Regions from separate parts of the Homo sapiens genome. Here region 2 is linked to region 1. A link is a contact called in ENCODE Hi-C or POLR2A ChIA-PET data. All regions are on one chromosome and are shown on one strand. The core of a region is the stretch at or near the end of the contact, and the rest is flanking DNA. Distances in the headings are between cores, read along the strand shown. Region 1 overlaps MAPK10 (mitogen-activated protein kinase 10). Region 2 holds the start of C4orf36 (chromosome 4 open reading frame 36).

The links. Hi-C counts contacts between places; a loop is a spot of excess contacts on that map. ChIA-PET counts read pairs that join two places held with the same protein, here RNA polymerase II (POLR2A). Pooled maps may share reads with other maps.
Region 2: a loop to region 1 is called in a pooled map, with 2.5 times the contacts of the local background. The contact joins the promoter of C4orf36 here to the enhancer-like site in region 1. A Hi-C loop is called at or near these places in 3 of 168 maps with a recorded cell type or tissue (GM12878, endothelial cell of umbilical vein and naive thymus-derived CD4-positive, alpha-beta T cell), 1 of 37 single-sample maps with no recorded cell type and 12 of 50 pooled maps. POLR2A ChIA-PET finds 5 or more read pairs at or near these places in 1 of 52 experiments (WTC11).

Annotation. Positions count from the first base shown.
Region 1 is chr4:86,032,075-86,034,774 of GRCh38, reverse strand. The region is part of intron 11 of MAPK10 (mitogen-activated protein kinase 10); the gene reads left to right. Among named protein-coding and RNA genes, the nearest start is that of MAPK10-AS1, 86 kb to the left of the region's middle. Within about 2 kb of position 1,439, at least 17 of the 41 ENCODE cell types and tissues checked have a DNase peak (open chromatin) inside an H3K27ac peak, as active enhancers do; they include endothelial cell of umbilical vein, where a contact is called at or near this core.
Region 2 is chr4:86,891,004-86,893,703 of GRCh38, reverse strand. It overlaps C4orf36 (chromosome 4 open reading frame 36), which reads left to right and starts at 1,282. Exons shown (of 5, transcript NM_144645.4): 1 at 1,282-1,521; 2 at 2,111-2,248. The coding sequence starts at 2,184. RefSeq lists an enhancer at 885-1,540 and silencers at 1,061-1,600, 1,811-1,870.

The DNA.
Region 1 (2,700 bases), core at 190-2,689:
ACTTTACTCCAGGAAATCAAATCTAGGCTTTGTTAGGACTTCTCCACCCTGTTCCCTTAGACCATATACAGGTTTCTATCATTTATCATGTTGTATACTAATGATCTGTTTTGCATCAGTCTTACCCCAGTAAATTGTGAACTCCTTGTGGTCAGCAGTCACCTTATTCAATTTTGAAATCTCAGTTTTTTATATAGTCTGCCATGTGTTAGGTGCCCAAGACCTTTACTGAATGAATACATTTAATAAAGAAATAAATAAATTCTAGTATTTATTAATTCACAGTGACCATGTACTTGTTTGTGTTTTTTTCCTCATTTAATTGAAACAATTTGGACATGTTTCATCAGTATAAAATTCATATAATTGACCACCAATATAAATTCATATGAAATTAACCATCAATAAAAATGTGTCTAATCCATTTTAAGTTATTGTTTATGCAATCCATATAAATTTGTGTTTGAATTTCTGCAATAATTTCAACCAAGGAAGTTCAAATCTTCCAAAATAATATGAAAGAAGTTTACAGTCTTTTGAAAAAATATTCAAAGGGTGAAAGTCACAGGCCCTGATAACTGTTCATATACTATCTTTAATGTCCTCTTATCCTTCATTTCTCACATCTCAATTACTCTTATCTGCTAAACTCTCCTAAAATACTCTCTCAACAGACACCTCTGGGGCATTTTTCTTTATCCCCACTCCTCATTTATTTTTTATTTAGATTGTCACTTAGCAAAAGAATAATTCCTATTAAATAAGATAGGGAAAGAGCACAAGCGAGTGCTCAAATACCAACTTCTCCTTAGCGGAAGGAGGCAGGGAATGTTTTGAACTATCTCATCCTGATGATTGCTGCCCAGCACTTATACGTGTGTGTTGTAACATTGCTCTCTCTGGATTATTGGTCAATTATTCTTTTATATTGTCACATAGAAGACATCTGTATGTGAATGTGCCCTTTCACTGGAGGTGACATTCGCATTTCCTCTTCAAAAAACAAACAATCAAAAATCTGAATATGTAGTAAATTTGCAGAGGCCGTCGAACAAATACTATAAATCAAGTGGTTTAAAGCAGCCCTCTTGGTTTGTTGAAAGGAAAAATCTTGAACTCAGCACTTTGCATTCTCTCTTGTAGTTTGTTTGTGATTAGTGTCTATGTACTTTGTGCTTTATATATCAGCAACAGCTGTACACTGAGGCTCCTAGGGAAACCTCCTGAAAATAGCTTTGTTGCAAAAAGAAAATGGCATTTATGAACTTTGGCAGGAACTGTACTCTTGAGCCATGTTCAATTTTAAAACTTGAATGGAAAAATCCACTGCATGGAGAAGCCAGCCAGGCAGGATCATGAGCTGGATCTATTGTTAGAAGAAGAAGGAGGTGCCAACAGCTCAGAGGGCTCTGGGGGCTCTGAGAGCTTATGTACACTGTGTCCTGCAGGGGTCCTGGACAAGGTCGCTTGGATAGCGGCCTAACCACAGCATTATACATGCTCAGGAAGAGGCAAAGCCGGAAATTTACCACTTGGCAAAGCGTCTTTACAAAACCAGAGTTTGGCTTTGTGGTAGCTTCCTTAGGTAATGGTTTCACAATTTTTCAAAAATAACTTCATTTTACTCATTCACTCACTAAGTCAGAATGTTTCTATTATTTGAGAGTCCTTTATAGAGGTGGAAGGTTCTACCTCAGTCAGGTCCTGAGAGCAGTGCCTGACTATCCCAGTCCTGTCACCTTATATACGTTCAATGTGTTGTGTTCTTACTATTGTCTGGGGTGGTGTGAGAGTCTCATTTTGCTTAGTTGTCAGTGCTGACGGCTGCTGAGAGCTGCTCAGCCAGCCACATCTGAATTGCAGTAGGTGAGGTTTACAGCCTTCTGCCCCAGTATCAGTCAAACGTGCTAAAAGAATGTCTGGCTCCGTGAGTAGTTATTTCTCAATACTTCAGTATTATGCTAAGTTACTTCACCACAGCCAGGCAAAGTCTTCTATTTTCATAGCCAGATACTTTGCAGGATGTGAGGCCCCAGCATGCCAGGGCTAGGATGAATATTTGTGTCTGTCATGATTCAAGCTACCACAGATTCTGCATGAATTAGAGAAGGGTCACTTTAGCCCGAGGGTGCTGTTCATGAGCCAAAAAGCTCTCACAGAAGCCAGAAGCTGTCTCTGAAAATCTTGTCCAGAGCTTTCCTTACTATAATAGCCATTTTTGAAAGGTCTGTGTCCTAAAGGGGTTGCATCACTCTTATTGAGTGACTCTTTTAGTTTTTCACAAAAACTATTGCTTTTGGAGTATTGGACGGGGTAGCAAAAACTTGATAGCTCTTCTTTGCGCTTAAACCGGTGCCAGCCAGTGTAGCCCCTCAGCCTCCTCTTTCTCTACCTCATGGTGATTTATTTTTCCAAGAGCCTTTTTTTTTTCTTTCCATATCACTTGGCCTGAATTGGAGCTACCCTAGCCGCCATGGTAGATCTCCCAAAGCCTAAATATCAGGAAGAAGAGGTCAGAGAATTTATTTGAGATTCCACTTTCCAGTAGGCACGCAGGTTTGTGAAAATCCCTCCTTTTCCACATTTGAACTCCACATGGGAAGAGAAATGCTGGCTCTATAAGTCAGACTGAAGGCCCTATTGCATCATTTCTGCTAGAGAGGACTAACCAAGGGCCATTCAGGGATTCAAGGTGACCTA
Region 2 (2,700 bases), core at 33-2,532, 860 kb before region 1:
TCTGGGAGGCACAAAAGCACCTTTGAAAGATGGGTCAGCCCTGCGAGCCTACTCTAATCAGAAGGATCAGAAGTTGCTTGTCAGATGGAAAGGTTACTGTGTTTTATCTTTTTTTTTTTTTTGAGATGGAGTCTCTGTTGCCCAGGCTGGAATGCAGTGGCGCCATCTCGGCTCACTGCAACCTCTGCCTCCCGGGTTCAAGCAATTCTCCTGTCTGAGCCTCCTGAATAGCTGGGACGACAGGCGCGCGCCACCTCGCCCAGCTAATTTTTGCATTTTAGTAGAGACAGGGTTTCACCATGTCGGTTGGCCAGGCTGGTCTCGAACCCCTTGACCTCGTGATCTGCCCCTCTCGGCCTCCCAAATTGCTGGGATTACAGGCGTGAGACACGCGCCCGGCCCATCCACCGTGCCTGGCCCATCTGTGTTTATCTTTAAAAGTTGGCTTTGGAACTTGCCATGTGACTCTGGGCAGCCCTTTAACCACCCTGAACTCATTCGTCGGCTCCACAATTGAAATGAGTAGTATCGCTCTTACCTATTTCATAAAGTTGTTTTTAGGCTCACAATCAATTAGGCATTTATCACGTGGCGGAGAATCTCAGGGCAGGATCTTTCATCCTCAGAACAACCCTCTAAGACATAGAGCATTATCCTTGTTTTATAGATGAAGAAATTGATGCTTAGAGCAGTGACATGCGAAATCTTAAGGTTAAATCTTAAGTGGCAGAGCTAGAATTCCAAACCAGTTCTGACATCAAAACCCTCACTCAAAATGGAAATGTAAGCTCGTTTCATTTGACCGTAAGGGGTGGCCATCTGATGTATTCAAATGAAGAAATACGAAATCACCACAGCGTAATAACGGCTTTAGAAATTGATGCTGTCTTGCTCTGAACACGAACACCTAAAATATCACACGTGGGCTTTGAGCTCACTGCCTTCACCCACTGCAGTGTGAGAACGCTGGCAACAGGGCTTCGGTTCCCCAGATGTCAGCAGCCAGGACTGGGTACATTTCTTTAAATGGCGCCCGCAAACGAAGTCCAGATCGCTTGGATGCAGCCCCCTACATTGGAAAGCGTCCTTCCCAGGAAAGGTCTGGCTTACAGCCCTCTCTGGCTGGTTGGCTGGATTCCGAGAGCGCGGCCTGCCCCGGCCCGGTTACCAGAGAGCGGACCCCGCGGGGCGCGTCTCCCGGGCCCGGCGTCCCCTCCCTGGCGGGTGGGGAGGGCCCCACAAAGCCCTTTGTTGAGGCTCCCGTGTGACGCGAGGAGCCCCAGACTCGGCGCCCGCGGCGAGCGGGAAGGAGGCGTGTGCCTGCGGCGCGGCCCCGAGGCGTGTGCGCGGCCATGTGCGCTTAGCGCAGCGCGCTCTTACCTCAGTACCCCGGCCGCGACCCTCCGAGCCCCTGGAGCCCGGGTAACCAGGCCGCCGGCGCCGGCTCGCGGGGACCCGCCACCCTGGAAGCCCCGCGCACACAGCGCATTCCTGGCGAGTCGGAGGCAGGGTGGGGCCCAGGTGTGGGAAGGAGCCGAGGCTGAGGCCGTTCCCTTCTCCGCGGGCTCTGTGGGCGGCCGAGGCCCCCACCCGTCCCGGGAACCAGTTCCTCCCGGGCCCTGCGCGTCCGTCCGGGGAAGGGTAGGGGACTCGCCCCGAATCGGCGTGCAAGGGCGGGGACGCGGGAGTGGTGCTGAGTGTTTTGAATGAGGGAAAACCTGGGAAGGATTGCTCTGCTCAAAGTGCCCGGGCCGGGGCGGGTGGTTCCTGTGCAGGCAGAGCCTTTGGTCGCTCAGCACTGCCACGATCAGACACATTTTGGCGCAGCGGTGTTGGAGCTGGTTTGGCAGGCTCAGGCAAGGGCAGAGAGTGCGACACCGAAACTTTGTCTCAGGATGACGAAACTTACCTGGCATTTTCTCCTTATTCGGTGGCAAAAAATGAAAAAATGAGTTCATGGAAAAATGAAAGAGAACACGGTTTTACACTTGGGGTTCCAGTTCAATGAACACTTATTAAGGACTTTCTGACATTCAGAATTTTTTTCTATTATTTGGCTACAAAATATTCACGTGAGAGGCATTAATTAGGTGCGTTGCCATCATTTCAGGTAAAGTGAACAGAGTTATCTGTGACATTCCATCAGGCACCTATGTAACGAAATCATACCGTAATAACTCACCATGGCGTATGGAGTGCCAAGAAAGAACACAGTGAAAACCATTTTGCGGGGCAGTTGTTATAATGTGTAAGTACTATTTTTTTTTTTTAAATCAGGGTAAGCATTGACTGCGGTGGGGAGTGTCTTTGTTAAATAAAAGGACTGGACACTCTGTGCTCCCCATGAGATACTGGGCTATGTGAAGTATTTTGAGGTGTCTGGGATCTGATTTTTTTTTTTTTTTTTTTTGGCAACTGCTTTTATAAGTTAATTATCTTACTTGGTCTTTACAACACAACACTTTCAAGTGAGAAAACTGAGGTTCAGAGAAGTTTGATCAAAGTCACAGTCCTGTAGTAAGGAAATGCAAAGGCTAGACTCGGAGTCTTTTTGTTCCAAGACAGCATTTTCTGCTTCCACCCACAACTTTAAAAAAACTTTGTTTAGATACTCCACGTCTACCAAAAAAATGCCCTGGTGTCAGATGTATCTTAACAGAGCACCTAATTAGCTGGTACAAAGGGTCGCTTTTATATCCT